Linked DNA regions of Homo sapiens: region 1 is linked to region 2. Evidence: chromatin contacts called from ENCODE Hi-C or POLR2A ChIA-PET data. All regions are on one chromosome and are shown on one strand. The core of a region is the stretch at or near the end of the contact, and the rest is flanking DNA. Distances in the headings are between cores, read along the strand shown.

Region 1 (4,712 bases), core at 1,086-3,585, 1.3 Mb before region 2:
GTGCTAAGGACTTGGGGTACAAATATGAACCAGTTCTCGTCCTCAAGGGTTTCCAGTACATTGACAGAGAAAGACAAGTAAATCAACAATTCTAGCTAGGTGCCTTTGCAGGGATAGAGATAAATAAGCACAGGTATGACAAAAACCAGCACAAGAACCTCATGGAAATGGGGAGAAGTGGTTCCTCAAAGGAGCATGAGAGAATTAGGACTGGTTTCAGAATGGAGAAAGGATAAAAACAACACAGGGCCACTACACTAGCTGTGTGACCATGGGAAAAACTAGCTTCTCTCTCTGAATCCGTTTTCTCATCTATAAAACAAGGGATACTACCTACTTTGGAAAGCTGTAAAAGTACTAATAAAATAGGAAAGCATCCAATAAAATAGAAGGTGCCCAGCAAGGAGTGCTTTTTAAAGTCCCTGCTCAGGCTTTTTCCTCATTTAAACATTACAACTGTATTAACTGTGTAATAAGTAAAAAGCCAGCAAGCAATCAATGTGGGGTTTTTTGTGTACAGGATTGTCTACACGTCTTGCTCTGAAAATAAGTTCAGGTCCTTTTCATTTCCACCTGTACTATTAAATTACCCTTCTTAGGCTTTCTGTCCCCACTGCAAGTTCTTCCCCTTCTCAAAATACTCTAGACGAATCCTCAACACTCCTAGAGTTTCTTGTGTTATGCTAACTCTTTAACTTTAAACTTTTCATATTCTCCACTGTTAACAGACTTTGTATTTCTTAGCCTGGTACTCAAGTTTCTTCACAATCAGAATCCAAAGGTTCCCACCTCCCTGTTCCATCCAACACTTTAGACTTCTAGCTCCCCAAACCTATACTGTGTAGACTTCTGAGCCCTGGCTTCTGCGTTTTCCTTCCTGTCAAAATATGAGACCTGTAATCGGCAGTGTGCAACAATTTTTTTTAAATAAGCACATTTGGCCAGGTAATAGCACTTCCAAGAAATTTAACAAAGTTCAAACTTTAGAATGTACACAAACATTTCGGCTTCAAGAGCTTTCTTTTAGAACAATGCAAACTGGCAATAACTTAAATGCTCAGTAACAGGAAGCTGGTTAAATTAGAGCACATATCTAAAACAAAGCGTTAGGCTGGTTGCAGTGGCTCATGCCTGTAATCCCAAAACTTTGGGAGGCTAAGGCAGGTGGATTGCTTAAGCCCAGGAGTTTGAGACCAGCCTGGGCAACACGGTGAGAGCTTGCCTCTACAAAAATTAATAATAACAAAACAAAGTGTTAATTTTTTTTTTTTTTTTTTGAGACGGAGTCTCGCTCTGTCGCCCAGGCCGGAGTGCAGTGGCGCGATCTCGGCTCACTGCAAGCCCGCCTCCCGGGTTCATGCCATTCTCCTGCCTCAGCCTCCCGAGTAGCTGGGACTACAGGAGCCCACCACCACGCCCGGCTGATTTTTTTGTATTTTTTAGTAGAGACGAGGTTTCACCGTGTTAGCCAGGATGGTCTCGATCTCCTGACCTCGTGATCCGCCCACCTCGGCCTCCCAAAGTGCTGGGATTACAGGCATGAGCCGCTGCGCCCGGCCCAAAGTGTTATAATTAACATTAACTGCCCTGTTAAGATTTTTTTTTAAATTATTTTAACGTTACTAAACAGGTCGTATAGTACCTCACTTTCCAAGTGTGTATGCAAAGAAACAAGCGTGGAAGGTAGACACCAAGATATTGACAATGGCTTTCTCTGGCAGGTTATTTTAATTTTCTTCCATTTGCTTTCCAGTTTCTAAAGCTAATATATTCCTCTATGAAAACGTGTGAGTAAAGAGAAACAAATTCATGCCTTGTCTTTCTAGGCCCAATTTAAAACTATTTTCTCCCCCAGAAACTTTCCCCCTTCTCTGTCCTCATTCCTACAGCGCAGGATGCCTCTCTATGGCATTTATTAATTCCTAACCCGCCTAACACCATCTCCCATACGCTATGGCAAGGAAACCCCTAAGAGAAAAGCCCCTACGCTGCACGTAGCTGCTCCAGCTACTGAGCCAAGACTACGCAGACAGTACAAGTCTTATAACAAAGCGGAACAAGCCAGATGACGTCATCCCGCTCGCCAAAGCACATCACGTGGTCTCCGCAGCACGTGACCCGTGCCTTCGCCGTAGGTAAAAGAATGACGCACGTCAGTTCCAGATCGTGCGTTTTACACCCCTCTCGGCAACGAAGTCCGCTGCCTGGGCCTAAACCTCTCCAGAGTGTGGCACCGCCGGTGTTGGAAGTTACCTGTCTCCAGAGCCGGCTTAACGCAGCCGCACGGGGTCGCTGTAGGCCGAGGCCCCGACTCCTCCAAGCCGCGCATGGCTACTGGTTGCTGAGGTGCCCACCCGACGCATTCAACCTTCCGCTTCCGCTCTCCATGCCTGACGCATGCGCAGTGGCCTCGCCGGCGAGGTCCCGCGAACCCAGGAGAATGTGCGCGCGCAGGGTGGCGTTGAGGGAAGCTTTGAGTTCTCCATGGGGCTTCGAACCCTATCCCGGGCGTGTGCCCCTCCGGGACCCCAATCTCGTTTATCTTACACACAGCTGCTACAGTTGCCCGCCCTCCTAGGGTAGAATGCGACTCCGGCTTCCCGCGCTTTTTGAGAGGGAACACACCTCCATGAAGAACTCGCAACTATGTCTCTCTCGAAACATTATTAAGTAACCTATACGTCCAGTATGACCCTAATTTTTAAGGGATGTGTATATGTAATTAACACAGAGCGGAAGGACTGGACGTTAAGAAATGTTAAGAATTCTCAGGCACCTGTGGTCCCAGCTACCCAGGAGATTGAGGCGGGAGGATCGCTTGAGCCCAGGAGTTTGAGGCTGCAGTGAACCGTGATCGCGCCACTGCACTCCAGCCTGGGTGACAGAGCGAGACCTCGTATCAAAAAAAAAAAAAAAAAAAAAAAAAAAAAAAAAAAAAAAATTATCCCTGGGTGGTGGGAAATTTTTCCATAATATAAGTTATGCTTTGTCAGAAACAACCCCAAATAAGTCTTATTTCAAGTGTGGTGGATGTTATAAAGGAGCCCTACTATGTGCTAGGGGTTAAGGAGTGGGAACTGTTTCTTGTGCTCCACACCTTACCGGAACTGAAGTGAGAATGGAATTATAAGAGTCAACATGCCATGTGCATTGTGGGGATTATTGTCGTTTCTGGACAGCTCTGAGAAGCTAAGAGCTAACAAGAATCATTTAATCCCATGCAATGACCAGTTGTCCTTGCAATGATAGCCTATCTTTTACCCACTTGTAATGCTGTCTCTCACCTTTAGTAAGTTTCTCTGTATATAATTCTCTTTCTGGGAGAAATTTTAAAATCTTTTATCTTTTTATCTGTTAACATCTGCAGTATAAAATATTCAAAAGCATATGAGTCACAGATTGAAAAGTCTAACAACCATGAAAAGATGTTTCCATGTCTGTCCATTTGTCATTGATTTCTGGTAGAAAATAACCAGCAGGAGGAGCCAAATAATTAAAGATTGTGGTTTAAAAAATAAGATAAAACTGATCAAATTCATATAGTGTCTTTTGGCAGGTCATTTTTACAGGACAACTTGGAAAAGGCTGCCATTTTTTTTAGGAGGGACAGCTCTGTGCAGCTGGAGAAACAAGTTTGAAAATCATTGTTTTATATATATATAGCGCGCGCGCGTGTGTGTGTATGTGTGTGTTTATAAAACTGGGCCAGAATTACTGCGCTTGCCACTAGATGGTGGTGTTGCTAAAAATGATAGTCCCGCTTTATCTGTGGAAAGACTAGATTTAAAGAGATATTTGCCCTCCTGGAGGGCATGGTAGACGTTGTTAATCACACAAAAAAATATGTAATTACCAAGTGTGACAAGTACTGAAATGCAAAGCTGATTTGAATATACTAGGGAAATAGATTGCTACTTCTTTTATAGGTAAAATTTCTCTTGACTGAAAACGGGAACTTAAATATGCAGCACATTTTTTAGTCTATGATTTGAAGTTCTTATTATCTTGTCTGGAATTATATGTGATTATTTGCAGTTTATAAGACTTAACCTCTCCTCCAGATGTAAGACCTAGAAATCTGCCTTAAAGAAATGACCTAAATAATTATGTAGTCTTCAGCTTGTACTACTTTGAGAAACACTTCTCAGTAGAGTGATTCTTAACCTCTCATTTGGGTGAAGGACCCCTTTGAGAATCAACTAAAGCTTTGAACCGTCCCACACATCATTTTGGCTATAATATCATATGGTTCATGGGTTTCTAACCTAACATGAGAGGAGGGCAGCACAAAGTCAAGCTAGAAGGATTCTTGCAAAACTTTAATTCTGTCACCTAAAGGTTCTAAGCCAAGAAGAACGCCAGAAGAATTTTAGATGCACAGTGATGTTTAAACAAGAATGGTGAGAAAGCAGAAGTGGTGTGTGAATGCAGGGAGTGATGTAAGAGGGCAAGCAGAAAGGGTCCCGAGAGGTGGAGAGAGAAATTCTGCTTCCTCTAATGTACTGCATTCCTCTTTCCCTCTCCTTCCCCATCTCATCTTTGTGCTCCTGTGCACTGTACGTATGCAAATCTCTTAAGGTCCATCTTAATGCAACGCTGTTAGAACTTGAGACTTCAGTTTACTCTTTTTTTTCCTCTAATTTTGGCCCACTCTGGCAGGTGAAATTGAGACAGAAGCACATTCCAAAGAAGAAAAAAAAGCACTGAGGAAG
Region 2 (5,123 bases), core at 1,049-3,548:
ATGCCATCTGCACCTATCAGTTTGGCAAAGTTTAAAATGGTTAATATCCAAGGCGGACAAAAGCATGGAGTAAGAGGCTCTATCATACATTGTGGGGGAGTAAAGTGACACAGCCTCCTTGGTAGGCAAACTTGGCAGTAGCTATTGATATTTAAAATGAACAACTCTTAGACCCACCAACTTTAGGAATTTCCTCAAACGACATATTTGCAGAAGTACAAAAATATTTTAAAAAAAAGAAGTAAAAGGATGTTCATTACAACACTGATCTATTCACAAAAAACTAGTCACAACATTAGTGTCCTTTAAGGAGAATGTTTAATTATGACACACTTAAACAAAAGTGGATTTTCTGGCCACTATGAAGAATGAAGTGAATCTCTAATATTGATACATAAGAATGTCCCGGCTGGGCGCAGTGGCTCATGCCTGTAATCCCAGCACTTTGGGAGGCCGAGGTGGGCGGATCGCGAGGTCAGGAGTTCGAGACCAGCCTGGCCAACATGGTGAAACCCCATCTCTACTAAAAATAGAAAAAATTAGCCGGGCGTGGGGCGCGCACCTGTACTCCCAGCTACTCTGGAGGCGGAGGTTGCAGTGAGCCGAGATCGCGCCACTGCACTCCAGCCTGGGAGACAGAGCAAGACTCCGTTTCAAAATAAATAAATAAATAAATAAATTTTTGCTGAAAAAGATGCCTAATAGTAGGTATGTCATAATACCAATTATGTACCAATAAGAAGATATAGATATACCTATGAAAAGACACAGGCTGGTGTCACCACAACTTCTGAAAAAATACAAGAGAAACTTAACGGTGGCTATCTTCAGGGAGTAGAATAGGACGGGGCTTTTAGGTTACATCCTTCTATACTACTAAATTTTTAATCGAGTAAATGTTACTTTTTAAAGTCATCTTTTTTAGGATGGGGAAAAATGCACGAAGGAAAGAGTCAAGAATAGCTACAGGGCAGATCCAGGTGGACATTATTTACCAAGGTAAAAAGCTTGAACTTTTCTCCAAAAACCAATGGGGAGCCATGTACAAGTTTTAATAGGGGCATGATATATTCAGCTTGGCGTTTTTAACACATGACACTGCTGAGGACGGTGTGGCCTGGCTCCGAACACAAGGACAGTGGGATGCAAATGGCCTGAAAGGAGAGTCAACAAAAATAACAGGTAAGCGGGAAGACAACACGCGAGTTACTCATTAGTAAAAGGTGACTGAAGCTGACTTCTAATACCAGCGTTTCTCAGAGCCCCAAAGACTATCTACCTCGGAATCACCCTATGACCCAGTTAAAATGCAGATGTCTGGGCCCCACCTCAGGGCACCTGGATGAAAACTTCCTGGAGGATGGAACCCCAGCAATCTGCAACTTTAAATGGGCCCACACTAAAGTTAGAGAACCACAGGCTCGCTCACAACCCTGACTTCTCCATGTCAGTTCCGATCTTTGCGAACCGCAGACAGGGAAGGTCTTCTCTCAGGGGTCATGCCCGCGGCCGCCCTCCACGGCGAGGTCCGCACTCGCGCAGCCGGCCCCGCGGCCGCCTCACCTGGTCGCACACTACCACGTCGAACTCCTCGTCGGCGAGGAACAGCACGTAGAGCGCCAGGAAAACCATGCGCACGTAGGCGCAGACGGCGGCGCCGCGGCCGCCCCAGCCCAGGCCTCGCGGCAGCCAGTCCCCGGCACAGCGCACCGGTAGCTCGCGGCTCTCGGCGAAACAGTGGCCCGGGTCGTAGTGCGCTGTCCAGATCTTCACGCTACACCCGCGCGCCTGCAGCGCCAGCGCCGCGTCCAACACCAGCCGCTCAGCGCCGCCCACGCCCAGGTCTGGGTGGAGGAACAGCACCGACGGCTTGGGAACCGAGTCCCGTTCCCGGCCCTGCTCCTCCGCCATGGCCCTGGAGCCGCAACTGCACCCCGCACCCTGATGGGGGTCTTCTGCGCAAGCTCCGCGCTCGTAGCTCCCAGCTGGCCACTGCGGGCCGACCCCGCCCTGCCGTACGTGCGTCAGTTAGGCCACATCAGCGCAAATCTGTGAGGGTCTAGTAACTGCCTGAGAAAATATCTTGTCTGACCCCGGTTATATTTTTCCTTCGGTAGGGATTGGACTTTCTGAAGGACGTTGTGATCCAAAGGAAGGAGGCCGGAGGTCTCTACTTCCCATACAGCAGGTAACTAAGTTGTCTGTAGCAGACTGTCTACAGGCATATCGTGAGACGACCCAGGCGTCCCTGGGGTCAGAGAGGACCTTGCCTGCAAGTCCGGGGGCGGGGCCTGAGTCAGTCTCGCCAGCTGCCGGTCTTTCGGGGGCTCCGTAACTTTCTATCCGTCCGCGTCAGCGCCTTGCCACCCTCATCTCCAATATGGTATGGCGGCCCTTCCATGATCCCCGCCTCTCCCAGAAGCCCTGACTCCTCCTGCTTTGCGCCGTGCTTTTCCTCTGTAGCTCCCTTGCTTCCCCCAGCCTCGGGTGTGGGTGTCTAGGCCGGGGTTCTGGGGCAGGCCTGCCGCGCTCACCCGTCTGTCTGCTTGTCTCCCTCTACAGCCTGGTCCGACCCCCAGTGGCACTAACGTGGGATCCTCAGGGCGCTCTCCCAGCAAAGCAGTGGCCGCCCGGGCGGCGGGATCCACTGTCCGGCAGAGGTAAGGAACCCTGCAGTTCGTTCGCTTCCAGACTCGGAGATAGGACCCAGAACCTCGCTGATTCTGGGGTGGAGACCCTAGCATGTGAAGATTGACAAAGGCAAAATGAGCTTCTAGTGACGTGGCCGTGGGAGTAGTTAAAGGCCTTTTGGGAGGAAGGCGACATTTTTTTTCTCGTTGCTCAGTTTAGGGCACTACTCTTAAAAAAGGAAAGTTAACAAACTGGAATAGAGTCAGAGATAACTTTGAGAAAACCGATGTCATTAAACTGGTGTCTCTGGACCTGAGGTTTGCACTCACATTTCCATCTGGCGGCCCCATAAGCAATCTGTCCTACAGATAACTCGTCCTACACAAAACTTAGTCTCTTTTCAGCTCAGCTCTCTCACTCTCAATTATATCTCCTTACTTCCATATGGCACTGTTGTACACTCATTTACTCAGAGCCAGAAACGTCAGCGTCATCTTGGATTTTTCTTATGCTCTTTCTCTCTCTAGTCATATGCCAGACTTTAAACTCTGCTTGAAAGCTTTCTCATAAGCTCTTTCCTTTTCCCTTTCTACTGCTTTGCATTTGCTACTTAACCCTTTTCTTCAGGCTGTTTGCTTTCCAGTCCATCGTTCGCTCTGCTGTTACTCTTCTGCGTAGTTTCTGTTACTTGTTGCTGAACTAAAAAAAACAAACAAACAAAAAAAAAAAACCGGGGGGATACCAAAGCTCTTAGTGGTCATTTCAGCCTAACCTTTCTTTTTCCTTTTTTTTTTTTTGGGATGGAATCTCACTCTGTCGCCCAGGCTGGAGTGCAGTGGCACGATCTCGGCTCACTACAGCCTTTGCCTCCAGAGTTCAAGCAATTCTCCTGCCTCAGCCTCCTGAGTAGCTGAGACTGCAGGCACGTGCCACCACACCCAGCTAATTTTTTGTATTTTTAGTAGAGACGGGGTTTCACCATGTTAGCCAGGATGGTCTCGATCTCCTGACCTTGTGATCCTCCGTCTCTGCCTCCAAAAGTGCTGGAATTACAGGCGTGAGCCACTGCGCCCGGCCTTCAGCCTAATCTTTCTTTGCTGTCCTATGATCCAGCACTCGTGAACCCATTACTGTTTTCTGAATTCACAAACTTTCTCCCTCATCTCAAGGCAAATTTCTACTTATTTTCCAAGACTAAGCTCAGGGGTTATTTCCTCTTGAGGCCTTCTCTGTCTGTAAGCAGCAGTAGCTACTAGTTTTCCCTTTTGCCCCCATAGCATTTTGTTCATATCATTATAAGACCAGTGATGTTTCCATATTTATCTCCTTCATTAGACTTTAACAGAGAACCTGCTCAAGTCATTTCTATCCCAGGTACCCACCATAAGGCATGACACAATAAATAATGACTGAAGGAAGGAATCAAGCAACCAAGTTGTTTTGGGATTTTTGAAGGAACTAGTGGGGTTTTATCTAGGGAGGAAAAAATCTTGAACACATGCATGGAAACTTCTGAAGGATGTGAAGAGGGATGTGACATTTTCTGGCTGCAACAGGTAAATCTAAAACTGATGATTTGAACTTACATGAAATATTTCACATCAGAACAAAGACATTCTAATAGAACTGGCAGAAATGTAAAATTATCCTGAATGATTTTGAGTTCCCTGTCATTGGGATGTTCATGAGGAGTGTATCAGGCTGTGGTTTAACTTATATGGGCTTTGAGTGCTGTCCCCTTCCCACCCTGGGTTTTAGAGATTTTTCGTGCAGGAATGGAAAACATGTCCTGTGGGTGCGGTTCCTTGGGAATGGTTCTGCTTAATGAGAATTGGTAATACTGTGGCAGGGAAGTTTGGCCATCCGAGAATTTGTAAAGAAATAAAAGAAAAAGCACATATTTATCAAATGTACATATGATAATGAAATTATTTATTTAATAGTAAAAATGAAATAACTGATGCACAAGTGAAATGGAGAACTGAAACATTTGAAGACAGACAGATGCAGTTTTTAAAGTCGTGGGTGTTGGTGTCATCTTTTAGGATTCAGTGTGATAGAGCTAGTGTAACAAGAAAGACCATGGTTGTATGTATTGAGAGACCTGACAGTGTTTCCTTCTAGAATGGTAGTGATTAAGTATCATTTCATGAGTATAATGTAATAAGTATTGGTTGTTTAAGAATATCTTTGCTTTATAAGTCTGAGAAAACATTGGAAGTTAATGATTCATAATAGTGCTTTGGATTATGTTGTCTGTAGAGCTGCCTTCTCCATGCTTGATGAGGTGATAGATACTACCTTGGAGGAGAAATGTTATTAAATTTAAGCTCAGGCCAGAGTTGGTGTTCTTGCTCTCCTAAATACAATATAAAAGGAACTTGCTGTGAGGAGCAATAATGCTTTATAAACTGTAAAGGTGTGAAGTGCCACATAGTGTTCTAGCAGGATTAATGGGAATCAGGGATATTAAGATGGCGGAATAGCCACCA

What was found. A loop is a pair of places that touch in the nucleus more often than their neighbours do. ChIA-PET counts read pairs that join two places held with the same protein, here RNA polymerase II (POLR2A). Pooled maps may share reads with other maps.
Region 1: a loop to region 2 is called in a pooled map, with 11 times the contacts of the local background. The contact joins the promoter of TRMO here to the promoter of SEC61B in region 2. A Hi-C loop is called at or near these places in 1 of 168 maps with a recorded cell type or tissue (OCI-LY7) and 8 of 50 pooled maps. POLR2A ChIA-PET finds 5 or more read pairs at or near these places in 2 of 52 experiments (IMR-90 and activated T-cell).

What each region holds. Positions count from the first base shown.
Region 1 is chr9:97,920,165-97,924,876 of GRCh38, forward strand. TRMO (tRNA methyltransferase O) reads right to left here and starts at 2,336. Exons shown (of 5, transcript NM_016481.5): 1 at 2,254-2,336. The coding sequence starts at 2,329. RefSeq lists an enhancer at 1,939-2,388.
Region 2 is chr9:99,219,984-99,225,106 of GRCh38, forward strand. SEC61B (SEC61 translocon subunit beta) reads left to right here and starts at 2,299. Exons shown (of 4, transcript NM_006808.3): 1 at 2,299-2,383; 2 at 2,563-2,660. The coding sequence starts at 2,381. It overlaps ALG2 (ALG2 alpha-1,3/1,6-mannosyltransferase), which reads right to left and starts at 1,959. Exons shown (of 2, transcript NM_033087.4): 1 at 1,564-1,959. The coding sequence starts at 1,911. RefSeq lists an enhancer at 2,049-2,368.